Linked DNA regions of Homo sapiens: region 2 is linked to region 1. The links are chromatin loops, found by intact Hi-C in ENCODE. Cell type or tissue: A673. All regions are shown on one strand. Each heading gives the region's core, and the rest is flanking DNA. Links, peaks and the distances in the headings are about the cores only. Region 1 overlaps MYO10 (myosin X). Region 2 overlaps BASP1-AS1 (BASP1 antisense RNA 1).

Region 1 (8,830 bases), core at 1,779-6,778:
GATAAGCCTGATCCATACATAGGGACATGGTTCTCACCCTTGGCTTTTGACTCATTCCTGGGTTAGAGTGTCAGTTCATTACTTGCTTTTCTATTGGCTCCTTTCAAAGCTTTCTCAGCTAAGTGAGCAGGAACTCCTTTGGATAGAAGGATTCTTGTATAATCCAGCCTGGCTGGTGTGACATCTGTGTGGTGCCCCCAGACATGAGCTAGCAGTGCCACTCCTCACTGAGGGGTCTCTGCGGTGCTGCGGCTGGGGCAGAGTCTAAGCTCGGCTAGACCTTAACACCTGCTATGCATGTTGTTGTCATCCAACTTGACTGACTTTTCTTTCACCCCTCTCTACCCAATCTCACGGGGAACAGGTGGCCTGATGAACTCTTGGAAACGCCGCTGGTGCGTCCTCAAGGATGAAACCTTCTTGTGGTTCCGCTCCAAGCAGGAGGCCCTCAAGCAAGGCTGGCTCCACAAAAAAGGGGGGGGCTCCTCCACGCTGTCCAGGAGAAATTGGAAGAAGCGCTGGTTTGTCCTCCGCCAGTCCAAGCTGATGTACTTTGAAAACGACAGCGAGGAGAAGCTCAAGGGCACCGTAGAAGTGCGAACGGCAAAGTAGGTTGCTAAGCCTGGCTGTGGCCCGATGGGTTGCTCATGGTTTATGCTGGTGGTCATAGAGCCATGCTGTGCAAGTTCCTTGCAGCGGCAGTAGCCTGTAGCAGGTGTCCTGATAGTTCAGTTCAGTAGGTTAAATTACTAGGAAACTGGGAAGCAAGACTTAATCCATGAGTACTTTGCTTTTTGTGATTACACTCAGACATGTGGCTGTCATTTGGAAGATGGCCAGCCAATTGGATCTGGAAGTTGCCTGGTGGAAACGGAATTGAATGTGTGGAGGAAGAATGGTGTGAATTTGGAACAAGTGGCTGAGTCTTTTTATGGGTTAATGTATCACTTTCAATTCCTTACTCCAGCTGTTGCCAGCAGATAAATTAGCTAAATTAAAAGCAGACAGACTGGAGGAGTTTTCCGAAATAAATCACTTCTCTTCTGTTATACCAGTGTTGGTTATACTAGCCATCCCCATTCCCAGCAGTGAGAGGAACAGGGCTGGTCTTCAAATCCAACATGCCCCCTTTTCTGCCACACCCTTATAGAACCAAAGCTTTGGACTATTGAGGGCCTATTATTTTTGTTAAAAGACTAAGTAATGTTTCCAGAAAATTGTTGGGAGTTACAAGCAGCTGGTTTTCTGGGGTAACTAGATACTAAGCCTGAAAACATGTTTGGGGATAACCTGTAGCCGTACTCCACTCAAAACTGAGTGACCTCAAATATTTAGAAAAGTAGTAAAATAATCTTTGAGGGATCAAATTAATGCCTGAAGTCAGGAGCCTTAAAAGTAAAATGTTTCTAATCAGCCAGCATCCGCAACTTCAGAAAAGTATTCATTGTAAAGTGGAAAGTTAAATGAGGAGAAGAAAGTCTTTTATGTATTTGATTGTAAGGGAAAACTCATGTCTCTGCAGACGGCAGAATATTGGACATTTCCAGGCTGTCCCTTTGGAGTTCATGAGGTGCGGGAGTGCGCTTGTGAGAATCCTGGGTCTGAATCCTGCAAGGGTTCACAGCAAGGCATGGCTCTGTTGCCTCTGCCATCTTCTCTCAGCCTCACATACCGTGATGTTCCTCATCTGTCTATAGATCAATTGATTGACTGACAGGGTCTCACTCCCATTGCCCAGGCTGGAGTGCAGTGACACGATCTCGGCTCACTGCAGCCTCAACTTCCTGGGCTCAGGTGATCCTCCCACCTCAGCCTCCCGAGTTGTTGGGACTATAGGTGTGTGCCACCACGCCAGGCTAATTTTTTGTATTATTGGTAGAGACGGGGTTTCGCCATGTTGCCCAGGCTGGTCTCAAACTCGTGGGTTCAAAGCCATCCGCCTGCCTTGGTCTCCCAAGTGCTGGGATTACGGCCATGATGTTTCTCTTTAATTATCCCATAGAAGGGGCCACAAGCACCAAGAAGCTGTGAGAGAGGGAGGCATAGTATTGAATTTCACCAGAGTACATTGATGTATGTTTCTTTTGCAACTCACTTTGTATGCTGCTTAATAAAAGCTCTATTCTTAGGTGCTTCATCAGAATTATACTGAGTTATGGAAATGTTAGCTCTTATTCAGCCATTTCTGTCACCTCCTATAGAACAGGAACAGTGAGTTATTATGGAAAACTTCAATCATGGGCAAGAGTGGGTGGAAGAATATAATAAACCACGGACTTATTCCAGAGCTTTCGGTGGCTATCCACCCATGGCCAAGAGTGTTTCATCCACAGTTCTATCCAGTCCGCTCCCCCAGCAAACCACCTCCTTTTATAGCAAGTCCCTATCATATAATTTCTTCTGTAAATATTTAGTAGGTATTTAAACATTCTAATACATAATCACAATACCATTATGACATTAAAAAAATAATGTTAGCTCCTAATATTATCCAAACTCCCAGTCATTGTTCAGATTTCTGCAGTGGCCTTATTTTTTTATTTTTATTTTTATTTTTTTGAGACCAAGTCTCACTCTGTTGCCTAGGCTGGAGTGTAGTGGCACAACCTTGGCTCACTGCAACCTCTGCCTCCCTGGTTCAAGCGATTCTCCTGCCTCAGCCTCCTGAGTAGCTGGGATTACAGGTGCCTACCACCATGCCTGGCTAATTTTTGTATTTTTAGTAGAGACAGGGTTTCACATATTGGCCAGGCTGGTCTCAAACTCCTAACCTCAGGTGATCCGCACACCTCAGCCTCCCAAAGTGCTGGGATTACAGGCGTGAGCCACTGTGCCTGGCCTGCAGTTTCCTTATAAGTGGAGGTGGTAGTGTTCTTGTTGGTTTGGGTTGGTTTTATAGTTATTTTCTTCAAGTCAGAATCCAAATGAGGTCTAGATGTTGTCACTGGTTTTTAGATCACTCAAGTCTCTTTTAATGTATAGATGCCCCTCTGCCTTTCTTTCACTTGCTGTTTGTAATGGAACATGTTAGCTCGCTTATCCCATGGTTTCTAGATTTCACCAACCCTATATGGGCATGTGTTTGAACGTGTTTCTCTTTCTCATTTGTTTCTTGTGAATTGGTCATTAGACCTAGAGAGTGATCGAGTTCAGGTTTTCTTTCTGTTTAAGAGTGCTTCACTTGTGTTGGTATTGATTTCTGTTAAGAAGGCTTAGAGTAGCTGGTTGTCCTCTTGTGATGTCAGCAGTAGTTCTGATCTTGATTTTTTTTTTTTTTTTTGATACAGAGTCTCGCTCTGTCACTGAGGCTGGAGTGCAGTGGCACCATGTCGGCTCACTGCAACCTCTGCCTCCAGGGTTCAAGTGATTCTCCTGCCTCAGCCTCCCGAGTAGCTGGGACTACAGGTGTGCACTACCAAGCTTGGCTAATTTTTGTATTTTTAGTAGAGACGGGATTTCACCATGTTGGCCAGGCTGGTCTCAAACTCCTGACCTGAAGTGATCCGCCTGCCTCATCCTCCCAAAGTGCTGGGATTATAGGCATGAGCCGCCACGCCCGGCCCTGATCTTGATTTTTTTTTAAATATTTCATCTCAGTGATTCTAGCTATGAGGTCAGATAATACTTATTTTCTAACCAGACTATTTTAGTTTTGTTGCTGTAAAATACATGTTTTATTGTGAACATTTGTACTTTTTTTTTTTTTTTTGAGACGGAGTCTCACTCTTTCGCCCAGGTTGGAGTGCAGTGGCGCGATCTCAGCTCACTGCAAGCTCCACCTCCTGGGTTCACGCCATTCTCCTGCTTCATCCTCCCGAGTAGCTGGAAGTACAGGTACCTGCCACCTCACCCAGCTAATTTTTTTGTATTTTTAGTAGAGATGGGGTTTCACCGTGTTAGCCAGGATGGTCTCGATCTCCTGACCTCATGATCCGCCCGCCTCAGCCTCCCAAAGTGCTGGGATTACAGGCGTGAGCCACCACGCCCGGCCGAACATTTGCACTTCTTTAGTTATCAGAGCAAGCTGGCTTTATGCCCCAAACCCTTCTTCATCAAACGTATTACTATCTCTGGTCTGATCCTAACATCTGCTGCTGTTTTACCCTGATTTTGTTAACCTGGTTCACCAATTTTATTTCTCTAGTGTTGTTTAGGGAGGGTTGCAGATGAGATCAAGATGGTATTGAGACCAAACACCCCAAATCCTGCGCCTCACTCCCAGCACCCCTGATGGAAATAATGTGCACATCTCAAGCAGAATTCAGACGCAGATGCCCTGGCCTTAAGCTGGGAGAGAGCTGTGATGAATTAGGGAAAGAGCTCACGCCGGGCCGAGGTTGGCTTTTGTAGATTTGAGAAAGGGTCCAAAGGAAGTTGCAGGCAGGAGTGGGGGCTGCTGCCCCTGGCCTGTCTGGGTCCTGAGCAGGGGTGGGCATTGGGCAGACCAGTGTGAGGGGAGAGAGCCTCTCCCCTAGAGAAGTCAGGGGAACCCTGCTATCCCTGGCCACACCAGCAGCCTCCTCCCTGGGCAGCAGAGATGAGACTGGCTCCCCCTAGAGGGTGTCTTCATCATTGCTAAAAGAAAAACCATTGTAGGTCCCTCCATGTCTTTTGGTGACGGGTTCCAGAACCACCACCCCACTCCCCACCCCACTGCAGCCATCAAAATCCCCAGATGCTCGAGTTCCTGCTATAAAAGGATGTAGTCATTGCATGTAACCTATGCATATTCTCCCACATGCTTCAAATCGTCTCTAGATTACTTACAATAGCTAGTATGTTGCAAATGCATTGTAAATAGTAGTTACACTGTATTGTTTTTTAATTTGTAGTATTATTATTTTTTAAATTGGATTTTTATTTTTGATCTGCTGCTGGTTGAATCCACAGGTGCAGAACCCACAAATCCTGAACTCGCAGATATGGAGAGCCAACTGTGTACCGTTTCGTCAGTAACAGACAGTTCCCAACTCTAGTCATTGGCTTCATTAGTTGCTTTCCTCAGTTATTCAGAATTTGGTGTTCCTGATGTGCGTTTGTTGCTTTTGCTTCTTTGCAGAGAGATCATAGATAACACCACCAAGGAGAATGGGATCGACATCATTATGGCCGATAGGACTTTCCACCTGATTGCAGAGTCCCCAGAAGATGCCAGGTGAGTCTGCGCTGTTGACTTTGTGTTACCCACATCCTGCTCCCTCATGCACAGGTGTGAGCATCACACAGAGCACTGTTTACTGTACTGGCCTTGAAAAATTTTAATTGACTTTTTTTGAAGAACCAAGAGTCATACGAGATTGATGCACTTGTCCCTTGGGGAATCTTTCCCTGGGCAAATGTGTTCAAGTACAGCACAGAGTTCAGGATTTCCAGCCTCCAGTGCCACTAGACAGATCCATTGTCACCTGTCTCTCAGGCTGTTACTGTCACCGGTAGCGTGTGTAAATTATACAGCTGCATGAAGCTGAAAATCTACCCTCTGGAAGCTTCTGAGCTTTGAAAGTGAATCATTTGTGTTTGCATAAGGACGAAAAAGGGCAGGGAGCAGTAACTAATGGCTGTTTAAGTAACTGATAGTGCTATGGCACTGGGGGGTTTTAAAGATCTTAATATTGAAGAATTCAACGGAAGAGGTACTAACTTACACAGAACTTACTATTAGCTTGGTGCAAAAGTAATCACAATTATATTTCAGGCTAATATTCTAAATGTTTCATACCTAAGTATTTCAGGAAGTATTCTAAATGCTTCATAAATATTAACTCTTTTGATTCTCTTGGATCCTGCAAGGTAGACATTAATTATTACCATCATCCATACTTTGCAGAATAAGAGACTAGGGTACAGAGAACGGTTAGTATCATTTGTAATGCAGTGCAACCTCAATTCTGTTGAATGGAGACATTGAACTTCTTAAAAACATTTGCTCCTAAGGAGCTTTAACTTTTGACTGAGATTAGAAGAGGGTGGAGGCCTTCATTGGCTGGGGCAAGTTGTCTGTAGCTTCCTGGACTTCAGGTTTCCATGCTGGAGTGCTGAGGAGACATAGCACAAAATTAAGGAGACTTAGCATTTGCTCTTCAGTGTGATGGATCACAGGGTCACCTTGTGGATCTGACACCGTGGAACGTCTGTCCTGTCTATTCCTGCAGCTTGTGAGTTTGTGAGTCTGCAGGGTTATGCTGGAGGTGTCTGAGCAATGCCAGAGAACATCTTTTTTTTTTTTTTCTTTTTTTTTGAGACAGAGTTTCTCTCTTGTTGCCCAGGCTGGAGTGCACTGGTGCAATCTTGGCTCACCGCAGCCTCCACCTTCCAGGTTCAAGCAATTCTCCTGCCTCAGCCTCCCAAGTGGCTGGGATTACAGGCATGCACCACCACGCCTGGCAAATGTTGTATTTTTTATAGAGATGGGGTTTCTCCATGTTGGTCAGGCTGGTCTCGAACTCCCGATCTCAGATGATCTGCCCATCTCAGCCTCCCAAAGTGCTGGGATTACAGGCGTGAGCCTCTTCCTGGCTGAGAACGTCTTTTAATTTACGAGGGTAACATCCAATAGCCGAATTCTTCAATTCTCAGCCCCAAGATCATTAGGACCTTCTAGTATGTTCTCAGGACCCCTCACTACCCCTTGCCCTTTGAATCTTTCTGAGTTGATACAGTACCATGATAGCAACATTAAGGGTAAAGACACCAGAAAATAATTCTTCCCATGGGAACAAACTAAAACACCTGCTTAGACCCATAAATTCTAACACAAACTGGAAAAACAAGCAAACCTGGAATTATAGCCCATCATTCTGTCTGGGACTCCTGGAGACCACATGTGGTTGTTTGTGGCCCAGGGAATGCCTGCAGCTTTTCAGCTGAATTATAGGCCCAGCGTTTGGCAGCTGCCCTGTCTGTTTTATGCCACGATGAACCTGCTAAATTTAACCTTTGGAATATTTTAGCCAAGGACTTTTTCTCCTGACCAGTGGAACACTATTTTAAAAAAATTCCTTTTCAGATTCCAAGTTATACTTGATTCAAGAGAAGAAATTTATAAATTTAAGAGTCTAATCTAGACAGAATTGAAAGTGCAACAAATTTGATGCCTTTGTGTATGTGATTCCTACAACTTGAATGTATGTCTTTTTCAATGTTTAATTTGGGATATTTTTGAGATGAGCAAAGCAATGAAGTCTTGCTGTTTGGTTAACCAGAATGGATAGTGCAAATTTATATTAAAGTGTTTTCCTTGTTGTATACAAGAGATATGCATATCTCTTGTATATGTTGAATATTTTCAAGCTTGTAGTCACATTTTTCTCCCTTAGGAAGCACGCGAGATAGATTTTAGTGCTTTGCTGTAAATCGTTTGCACAGCCTACCTTTACATATGGTGTCATTTTTTTAACTTAAACATGCCATTGGATACCAAGTACTTCCCCTCTGCCTTAAACAGTAGGAGTATATATATATTTTGTGTCTTATAAGCCCCCAGCAGGAGAAGGATACCCTAGCGTCTCTTTCATATTTGATAGCGCTCACATTTTGTAGTTGGTCAGTAAATGCTAGATGGATGCATGTCTGTTCATAGTCATTTTCCTGATGCTTTGTTCTGCTTGATTTTTCTTAAGTTGACATGTTTTGTTTCGTTTTGTATTTGTTTTTTTTGTGAGGCAGAGTTTTGCTCTGTCACCCAGGCTGGAGTGCAGTGGAATAATCGTGGCTCATTGCAGCCTTGGCCTTCTGGGCTCAGGTGATCCTCCTGCCTCAGCCTCCCGAGTAGCTGGGACTATAAGCATGTACCACTACACCCAGCTAATTTTTTATTTTTCGTAGAGACTGGGCCTCAGTAAATTTCCCAGGCTGGTCTCAAATTCCTGGGCTCAAGCCATCCTCCCACCTTGGCCTCCCAAAGTGCTGGAATCACAGGTGTGAGCCACCATGCCCAGACACGTTTTCCTTTATTTTCTGATTGTGATGAGGTTGGATGTGAGAGTACTCATTTGAAATAAAGATGGAAGAGTTCTCTGGTCAAAATAGTTTTCTACTTTAAAACAGTTATTTTTCATTTCCAACTCTCCTGTGGTTTTATTGACTTGAGTAGAAATGCTGTTAGATGGTTGAAAACCCCATCCTGGGAATACATAACAAAAATAGACATCTAGGCCAGGCACAATGGCTCATGCCTGTAATCCCAGCACTTTGGGAGGCCGAGGTAGGTGAATCACCTGAGGTCAGGAGTTCAAGACCAGCCTGGCCAACATAGTGAAACCCCATCTCTACTGAAAATACCAAAAATTAGCCGGGCATGGTGGTGTGTCCCAGCTACTCGAGAGGCTGAGGCAGGAGAATCACTTGAACCCGGGAGGCGGAGGTTGCAGTGAGCCGAGATTGTGCCATTGTACTCCAGCTTGGGCAAGAAGACACATTCCATCTCATAAAAAAAAAAAATAGACATCTAGTGGCCATTCCAATATGATACTCTCCATTACATGTTGAGTATCCCTTACCCAAAATGCTTGGGACTGGAAGTGGTGCAGATTTTGGAGTTTGGAATATTTGCATTAGACTTACCGGTTAAGCATCCCTAATCTGAAAATTTGAAATGTTCCAGTGAGCATTTCCTTTGAGCATCATGTCGGTGCTCAAAAAGTTTTGAATTTTGAAGCATTTCAGATTTCAGATTTGTTTTGGATTATGGATGCTCAACCTATATTGATCTTCTCACCTTAAAATTTATGTTTTAAAACAGAAAAAGCACCTGAATGTTCCCTAGTTTATAAGTAATATCTTAAGTAAGGATCCTTGATATAAGTATTTTGGGTAGAACTGAGGATTTATT
Region 2 (8,830 bases), core at 1,241-6,240, 510 kb before region 1:
TCTGTCGCCCAGGCTGGAGTGCAGTGATGGATCTCGGCTCACTGCAACTTCTGCCTCCCGGGTTCTAGCAATTCTCCTGCCTCAGCCTCCCGAGTAGCTGGGATTACAGGCGTCTGCCACCACGCCCAGCTAATTTTTTGTATTTTAGTAGAGACGGGGTTTCACTGTGTTGCCCAGGCTGGTCTCAAACTCCTCAGGTGATCCTCCTGCCTTGGGCTCCCAAAGTGCTGGGATTACAGGCATGAGCCACGGCACCTGGCCAACATATTTTTTTAAGAACAGTTGAAAACTAAGTTTAAGCACAGAGTCCATGCCTTCAGAAATACAGAGTCTGATAGAGATGCTGATAATCTAGAGCAGAAGTCAGCAAAATTTTTCATAAAGGGTCAAATAGTGAATATATTTTGCTTTGAAAGCCATGAGATTTCTGTTGACACTACCCACCACTGCCACTGTATCAGGATGCAGCCACAGACAATGTGTCAACAAATGGACATGGCTATGTTCCAATAAAACTTTATTTACATAACACCTAGCAGGTCACTCTTGACACAAGGGAAGCAGTTTGCCCATTCCTGATCTGTATCATTAATAATTTGCTTCTGCTAAAATCACTCCTAAACTATAATAATGTGAGTTTGAAGGTTCCTTTCAAATAACTCAAATTGCTTTAATATGTATTATCTTATCTACCTTAGGAAATTATCTGGGAGCAACAAATAAATGGAGAAAAAAGAGTTCTCTAATTTTTTAACATGTCATATACAGAATTTCATGTGAATATTTCCACATTCTCAAATCATTATTTTTTCTTTTCACTAAGGTTAACTCTGTACATTCTTTCATGTATTTAAATACATTTCATTGTTTTTTTCATCCACTCAAAACATTTATGACATAAGGTGATGACATTTGAATTTAATCCCAATTTCCATTAGGAGAGGCTTATACTCCCTTCTGAGGTTTATTTTATTTTAATCTCATGAATTTCACAATATCCTAGTAATTGAAATATAGCTTGAAATATCTGCCAATGTAATCTGGAATTATCTCCTTGTAGAGAAGCAAAATGGGGGGAAGAAAGCAAGTAATGTCAGTCAACTAAAAGGCATAGAGATAAAAGGAAATGAAATAGGAAGCAGAATAAATGCCAGGTTTAGTGCACGACATTTTTCTGAATGGGACATTTTTTAACATTCTACAATATAATACTTTTACCTCATGATATAGGATAGCAGATGAATCCTGGCTAAATGAATAGATGCAGATGTATTTTCAGTTATCTTAGATTAATTCCTGAAGACTGCAGTTTAATAATTCTGAGTCTGAATTTCATTTTTATTATATCACTACATGTTGAGAACCCTTCAAAAGTTTGTCTAGTTCAATTCTAAAATTCAACTGAGGCTGGGCACAGTGGCTCATGCCTGTAATCTCAGCACTTTGGGAGACCGAGGCGGGCAGATCACCTGAGGTCAGGAGATCGAGACCAGCCTGATCAACATGGTGATACCCTGTCTGTACTAAAAATACAAAAATTAGCCAGGCGTGGTAGTGCATACCTGTAGTCCCAGCTACTTGAGAGGCTGAGGCAGGAGAATCACTGGAATCCAGGGGCAGAAGTTGCAGTGAGCAGAGATCGCACCACTGCACTGAAGCCTGGGTGACAGAGCGAGATTCCATCTCAAAAAAAATTAAATTAAATTAAATTCAGTTGAAACAACAATGTTTTGAAAAGCTTTTTAAAACACTCTTTAAAATTTAGAACTGAAAGAAACCATGTCCAAAAATACACAGCCAAGTCCCCTCCCACATTCGGGGTAGGTATTGATAACCAATCAATATCAATCAATCAAAGCATTCTTTCTGTGGCTAAAAAGTATTTCGTAATACTATGCCCCAGATTCTACTGCCAGTTAATCTGATCTCACCCCAAAGCTGATATGTCATTGTCATCTGCACTGTAGTCCAATTTCTTCATGTTATAAATTGAAAATCTAAGACATATTGAGGTTAAAGGATCTTCTCAGTGCCAAAGATGCTGCTCCAGTCAGTTCAACGCCTTTCTGCTTCTGTTTTTGCAATACCAGATTGCCCCTACACCAGGAGGGGATGGGGTGGCCACTATGGCAACATGAATTTTAAACATATGCAAACTAAACATAATTTGAGTCACCTACTAAACACTGGAAACGATTCCTGAGTGCTGGGAATTCAGCAACAAACAGGGCAGACGCAAGGCTTGCAGGCATAAGAGGTAAAAAGAATAAGGTCACTCCAGATAGTGCTTCCTCTCAGGAGGGGCCGCTTTCTAATGAACGCTTGTGGAAGGTGTGTAGGAGGAGGAGAGCTGAGCCATGAGAGCCAGCCCTGCGATCATGAGGAGAGGATGGTAGTGGGTACAGGGTGCCGCTAGTTGAGAGCCACAAAGGCTTGCTGGAAGGAGGCAAGGGCAGCAGTCTGCTGTGTTCAGTGCTGAGAGATAGAGTGGGGTGAGGACCCAGGGGCGCTTTGGGGATGGGAGTGGTGTGTGGCGCTGGCTGGACAGGTTCCAGGGGAGTGGTGGTAACAGATGCCCTGGGCTAAGGTGAGTGGAGGGGAATGGAGACAGTGAACACAGACGAAACTTTCCAGAAGTTTTATTGATTGTGACAGGAAGCAGAGAAATGCAGCATTAGCTAGAGAGAATTTTGGATTAAGGAAAAGGTTTTGTAATGAAGGCTTTTGAGAGCGTGTGTATATGCTGATAGGTATACAAGGGCCAGGGAGCTGAATGTTGGAGGAAGAGGAGCCAGATACAGATGCAAAGTCCTTGAGTCCTTGAGTCCTTGAAAAGGCAAGGTGTGTTTGGGTGCAGGGAATAGAAACAGGAAAGGGATGGGCTTTATAGGAACAGGGGTATTTTGCCTACCTACAGAATGAAGAATGATAGGGAAGAGGGGCTCCCATGTAGGTAGGCTATTAGGTTAAGAGGCTGATGAAGGTGGGATACGTTTCCAAATACTAACTTAGATACACATGTTCTTATGCTATGAGACATAAACTCCAGAATAGTGTGGCTCCTAGTCCATTTCATTCACTGCTGTAAGCTCAGAGCCTAGAACAGAGCGTGGTGACTGTGACATTAGACACTCAATAAGTATGTGTGGAAGCAAAGGCACTGCAGAGCCCTGGTTTTGCCAGTCTGGTTTTCCAAATAACCACAAGGTGGCAGGCTTGTTCAAAAAAAAACAGTATCGCTTACTTGGCTAATTTCTACTGTGTAATAAGTAATAAGCCCAGTATGACTTTTAAGTGAATTTTTTTTTTTCTAGATGGAATCTCGCTCTGCCGCCAGGCTGGACTGAAGTGGCGCAATCTCGGCTCACTGAAACCTCTGCCTCCTGGGTTCAAGCGATTCTCCTGCCTCAGCCTCCCGAGTATCTGGGACTACAGGCACGTGCCACCACGCCCAGCTAATTTTTGTATTTTCAGTAGAGACGGGGTTTCACCAAGTTGGCCAGGATGGTCTTGATCTCTTGACCTTGTGATCCACCCGCCTTGGCCTCCTAAAGTCCTGGGATTACAGGTGTGAGCCACCGCGCCCGGCCAGGATTAGTTCTTTGTTCATCCCAAATGTTTACTTGCTGTCCACATGTGGCAAAAACAGCTTCTTTCCAGTGATGATCAGTCCCAGTGTCCGCCGCCTTCTTAATACCATATGCAAAAGGACTTCCCCTTCTCCATAGCCTGAGCCCTCCAATTCCCACTGCTTCACAGTCCTGTCATCACCAACAGTAAAAAAAAAAGAACTCCCAGCCGGGCGCGGTGGCTCACGCCTGTAATCCCAGCACTTTGGGAGGCGAAGGCAGGCAGATCACGAGCTCAGAAGATCGAGACCCTCCTGGCTAACACGGTTAAACCCCATCTGTGCTAAAAATACAAAAAATTAGCCGGGCGTGGTGGCGGGCGCCTGTAGTCCCAGCTACTCGGGATGGTGAGGCAGGAGAATGGCATGAACCCGGGAGGCAGAGCTTGCAGTGAGCCGAGATCGCGCCACTGCCCTCCAGCCTGGGCGACAGAGCGAGACTCCGTCTCAAAAAAAAAATTAAAAAATAAGAAAAGTCCCACAAAAGTGAGGACATATTCCTCGTACAAAGCCTTCATGTGCTTGTATTGTACGGACACATTTCCGTTGAGTCAGGTTCCAGATTCTAACCTCTCCATCACATGGCCCAGAAAGGACAGGAGCCAGGCTCCTTGGATGCTTTGCCAAGCAATTGACTCCGTCTCAGTGACCATTCAGGGAAAAAGGAATGGTTTTGCAAATACTCTTTCCAGTTTGACAGCATTTAAAGCTCTTAAGTATTCTCGTGGGACCGCAGAAGGATGTAGGGTAGGATCATAGTTTCTGGGAAGTCTGTAAATCCAACTTGCTTTCACAGACATAGTTATCCGGGTTCCAGCTCAGCATCTTCACCTTCCTCTTGGTTGTTCTTCCCGCCAAACTCCACGAGCTTTTCATTCCGGGTTCCTATTTTCTCGTAGAAATGATTTCCCCTGAAAATAACAATACTTACTGCCTCTCAGCTATTTCTTACATTTGGCAAATTTCAAAGTCACATGAGAAATGTAAAACACTAGAGAATCCCCCATATGAAACAGGATCTTCTCTGAGATCACCTAAGGTGTCTGGACTCTTGATTTTAGAATCTGAATTTCATTTGTATAAGTCAGATAAGATTCCATCGGCTGTTTTTGTTTTGCTCTTTTTTTGTTTTTTGTTTTGTTTTGTTTTGTTTTTGTTTTTTTAGACACGGTCTCACTCTGTTGCCAGGCTGGAGTGCAGTGGTGCGATCTCGGCTCACTGCAACCTCCGCCTCCCGGGGTTCAAGTGACTCTCCTGCCTCAGCCTCCTGAGTAGCTGAGACTACAGGCATGCGCCACCACGCCTGGCTAACTTTTGTAATTTTTGGTAGAGACAGAGTTTCACCATGTTGTCCAGGCAGGTCTCCTGACCTCAACCAATCCGCCAGCCTCAGCCTCCCAAAGTGCTGGGATTACAGGCGTGAGCCACCGCACCCAGCCTTAGATTGGCTCTTTTGAAAAGAAATCTCTTGGTGTTTTTCCTTATAGAGAATTTCTTAATATTTTTTTCCCCTAACTACACCCTGGGATATTGAAAATTCAGGTGAAAATTAATTTTTGTTCTTTTTTTAAAATTGGCATATAGGCCGGGGGGTGGTGGCTCACGCCTATATGCCGGGCTCCCAAAGTGGCTCAGCACTTTTGAAGGCTGAGGCGGATGGATCACCTGAGGTCAGGAGTTCAAGACCAGACTGGCCAATATGGTGAAACCCCATCTCTACTAAAAATACAAAAATCAGCTGGGTGTGGTGGTGGGCGCCTATAATCCTAGCTACTCGGGGGGCTGAGGCATGAGAATCGCTTGAACCCAGGAGGCGGAGGTTGCAGTGAGCTGAGACTGCACCACTGCACTGCAGCCTGGATGACAGAGCTAGACTCTGACTCAAAAAAAAAAGTGATATATAGGGTTTGATTCTGATGCTTCTGTGTGATTATGTCCCTGACACTGTATTTTTGTTCTGTTTTGCTTTGCTTGCATTTGAATTAGATAAAATCTATATAGTCTTTTAGGTGTTCAAATCAATTGCTTCCTTTATAGAGTTTGAGAATTGGACGCCATCCTTACCCTGCTTCATTTTCCTCACCAGTAGAGTGGGAGAATAGCAGTATCTATCTGTGGGGGGTTGTATTACCCAAAACATTTGTTGCCCCTCCCTGGTGGAGGACTGTGCTTTCCCCATCCACTGATGTCGCACGTGGCCATGGGATTTGAGATGCCCTTCCAAGTAGTAGGATAAAACCTCCCTGGCCCATTGAGGTCAGGAGGGACCCTGTGACTTGCTTTGGCCATTGAATTGCGGGGAGATGTGATGTGTTTCACGTCTGAACAGAAGTTCAAGAACTAGCTCCTGGCTTGCCATCACTCCTTTCCTTTTGCCAATCTCCACCCACGTACTGCACTTGCTTCCATGACACAGCCCCATGACGGACACAGCATGTGGGCAAGAAGTAAACATGAATGGCTATGAGCCTCTGAGATCTGGGGACTATTTTTTAACTGAGGCATTACTTAGTCCAAGTTAACTGATACAATATATGGTGACTGTGAGAATAAGTGAGCTCATATCTGTAAAATCCTTAGCCCCATGTGTGGTATATCTTAAGCAACGAATACATATTATTAATATCCTTGATCACTATTCATTCATTCAATTTATCTGCCATATTGAGGATAAAAGCCCATGTAAAACTATCTAATTTCCCTTACAAAGTGTTGGCATAATTCAGAGGTTTAAAATGAGATTTAGAGTCCAATAAAGAGGTTACGATATCCTCTCCATGGAAAGCAGTGAGAAGTGCAGAGGACAAAGTGCCAATTCATGGGACGCATGTGCTCCAGAATATGTCTCGGGCCACTAGCAGTAATTTCCCTGGCACTGCAACTCTGCCTTCGTGGCCTTTTATAGTTCAGAAGGTACACATTTCTTTGACTGCTCAAAACAACCAGTAAGAAGAAATCACTCAACCTAAGATACTCTTAAATTTTGATTCAATTATATTGAATGATTATCTTCTTCCACTTATGATAGTGAGTTCTTGGCACCTAGGAAAGGCAAATGCACACACCCCTATCTGTGCTAGGGAAGGGTAAAAGAGCCAGGCCTATTTGGTGCCAAATTAGAATTATTTTGATATCTCCTTGACGTAGCTGAATGTCAAAAATGCAGATGCATTCTAAGGTCCCAAAGAATGCAAATGTACTTTCAAATTGATGTCAACTTAGTGCTTTTCATACAGTTTTGAATATTTGCATGTTAACAAAAACGTCCTGAGTGATGTCGATTCTGAACTGCAGTTCCCACCGATTCTTTCCACCCAGATCAAGCACCACAGACTCCACCCATTCAGATAATTCACAGCAATATTCCTTCATTTGGGCCCTTGAGTGAAGAAGAAAGCAGTTTACACTGTAATTCTTTCACTGGAGGGTCTGAAAGCCTGTCACCTACAGAAATCCTCCAAGGCCCAGGACTTAGAGGCAGGGGTTCCCTCCAAATCATTCAAGAGGCAAGCACCTCCAAGCTCCCTGATTCCCACCCTTGTCTGGAAACACGTCTGGAGAAACTGACTCCAAGTGGCGCCAGTCCATTTGTTTGTTACTGATAAGCACAGAGGAGGGAGATTGAGGCGCAGACCTGAAAATGGGGAAATTAACCTTAGTCAGCCAACTGATGTGAGCGTGCCTATTCCATTTTCCACAATCTGATCCCAGAAGTCTGTAACCAGGAAAATACCCACCAATAGGATACTGGAGGCTTCTCTGGAGACCAGGTTCCCTAATGAAGAGGCCAGCTGGCTCTCTAGCCAAAATGAGTTTTGCACCTACTGGGAAACCCACTTTTTCACAAGCTCTGCCTAAACTTGCAAATTGCTTTTATGTATTTTAGTCTTAATTATAAAAGGACAGCCAAGGATTGCCAGGTATTTAAGAAAACTTGCAGTTGGGTGCGGGGACTCACGCCTGTAATCCTAGTACTTTGGGAGGCCAAGGCAGGTGGACCACTTGAGGTCAGGAGTTCGAAACCAACCTGACCAATATGGCAAAACCCCGTCTCTACTAAACACACACACACACACACACACACACACAAAATTAGCGGGGCATGGTGGCAGGCGCCTATAAGGCTGAGGCAGGAAAATGGCTTGAACCCAAGAGGTGGAGGTTGCAGTGAGCCAAGATTGCACCATTGCACTCCAGCCTGGGCAACAAGAGTGAAACTCCATCTCAAAAAAAAAAAAAAAAAGAAAGGAAAACTTGCAACCTGAGCTAAAGAAGTCTGGCGGGAAGGACTCCAAAGGAAATAAATGATACAGGAACTGGAGATATATATACATAATATCAATACCCTCAGAGCTATTAAAGAAGAAAGTATCCTCATAAAATAAGGACAAGAAAACATGAAACAAGTTCAGAAAGCAAGAGAAATTCCTTGTAAATTAACAATGTGATAACCAAGATATAAATTTCAGTAGAGGATTAGAATACAATATGGAAGAAATGCTAGAAAGGAAAATGGAAATATCAAGAAATAGAAAACAGGAGTGAAAAGAAGAGGCAGAGATTCAAAACAAGAGGACCAACATTTCTGAAATTCCAGAAAAAGAACAGAAGAGAAGAAATTATCAAAGAGATTGTGGCAAACTTTTCCCAGAACTGAGGATCACAAGTCTCTGAATTAAAAAGGCACACTCTGTGCCAAGCCCAATGAATGGATAAAAAGATCATAAGAAAGCACACCATCTTGAAATCTCAGGACCCTGGAGATAAAGAAAAGATACAGAAGACTTCCAGAGAGGAAACAAACAAATGGAATCAGGAATCAGAATCGCCATACTAGATGTAAAAAGATAAAGACTTTCAAAATTCTAAAGGAAAATTGCTCTCAATCTAGATTTTTTTTTTTTTTTTTTTTTTTTTGGATACAGGGTCTTGCTCTGCCACCCAGCCTGGAGAGCAGTGGCATGATCATGGCTCACTGCAGCCTCGACTCTCCCAGGCTTAGATGATCCTCCCCCCTCAGCCTCCTGAGTAGCTGGGACCATAGCATACCACCATGCCTGAATAATATTTTGTACTTTTTGTAGAGATGGGGTTTTGCTATGTTGCCCATGCTGGTCTCAAACTCTTACACTCAAACAATCTGCACACTTCAGTCTCCCAAAGTGCTAGGATTACAGGGATAAGCCATTGCACCTGGCCAGT

Evidence for each region. Hi-C counts contacts between places; a loop is a spot of excess contacts. Peaks named below come from ENCODE experiments on the same cell type or tissue, not always from the same donor. Only the 100,000 strongest peaks of a DNase experiment are listed, where the experiment ranks them.
Region 2: it touches region 1 in a loop (9-fold over the local background); 24 of 110 quality-filtered maps call a loop at or near these places.

The regions. Positions count from the first base shown.
Region 1 is chr5:16,686,149-16,694,978 of GRCh38, reverse strand. It overlaps MYO10 (myosin X), which reads left to right. Exons shown (of 41, transcript NM_012334.3): 27 at 365-608; 28 at 5,060-5,155. Among named protein-coding and RNA genes, the nearest start is that of RETREG1, 74 kb to the right of the region's middle. In A673, for the core only: CTCF peaks have their summits at 4,355 and 4,557 (motif pointing left); a DNase peak (open chromatin) is centred at 4,548.
Region 2 is chr5:17,197,906-17,206,735 of GRCh38, reverse strand. The region is part of intron 1 of BASP1-AS1 (BASP1 antisense RNA 1); the gene reads left to right. It also overlaps the pseudogene DCAF13P2. Among named protein-coding and RNA genes, the nearest start is that of BASP1-AS1, 15 kb to the left of the region's middle. RefSeq lists a silencer at 3,180-3,259. In A673, for the core only: a CTCF peak has its summit at 3,188 (motif pointing right); a DNase peak (open chromatin) is centred at 3,215; H3K27ac peaks cover 880 bases.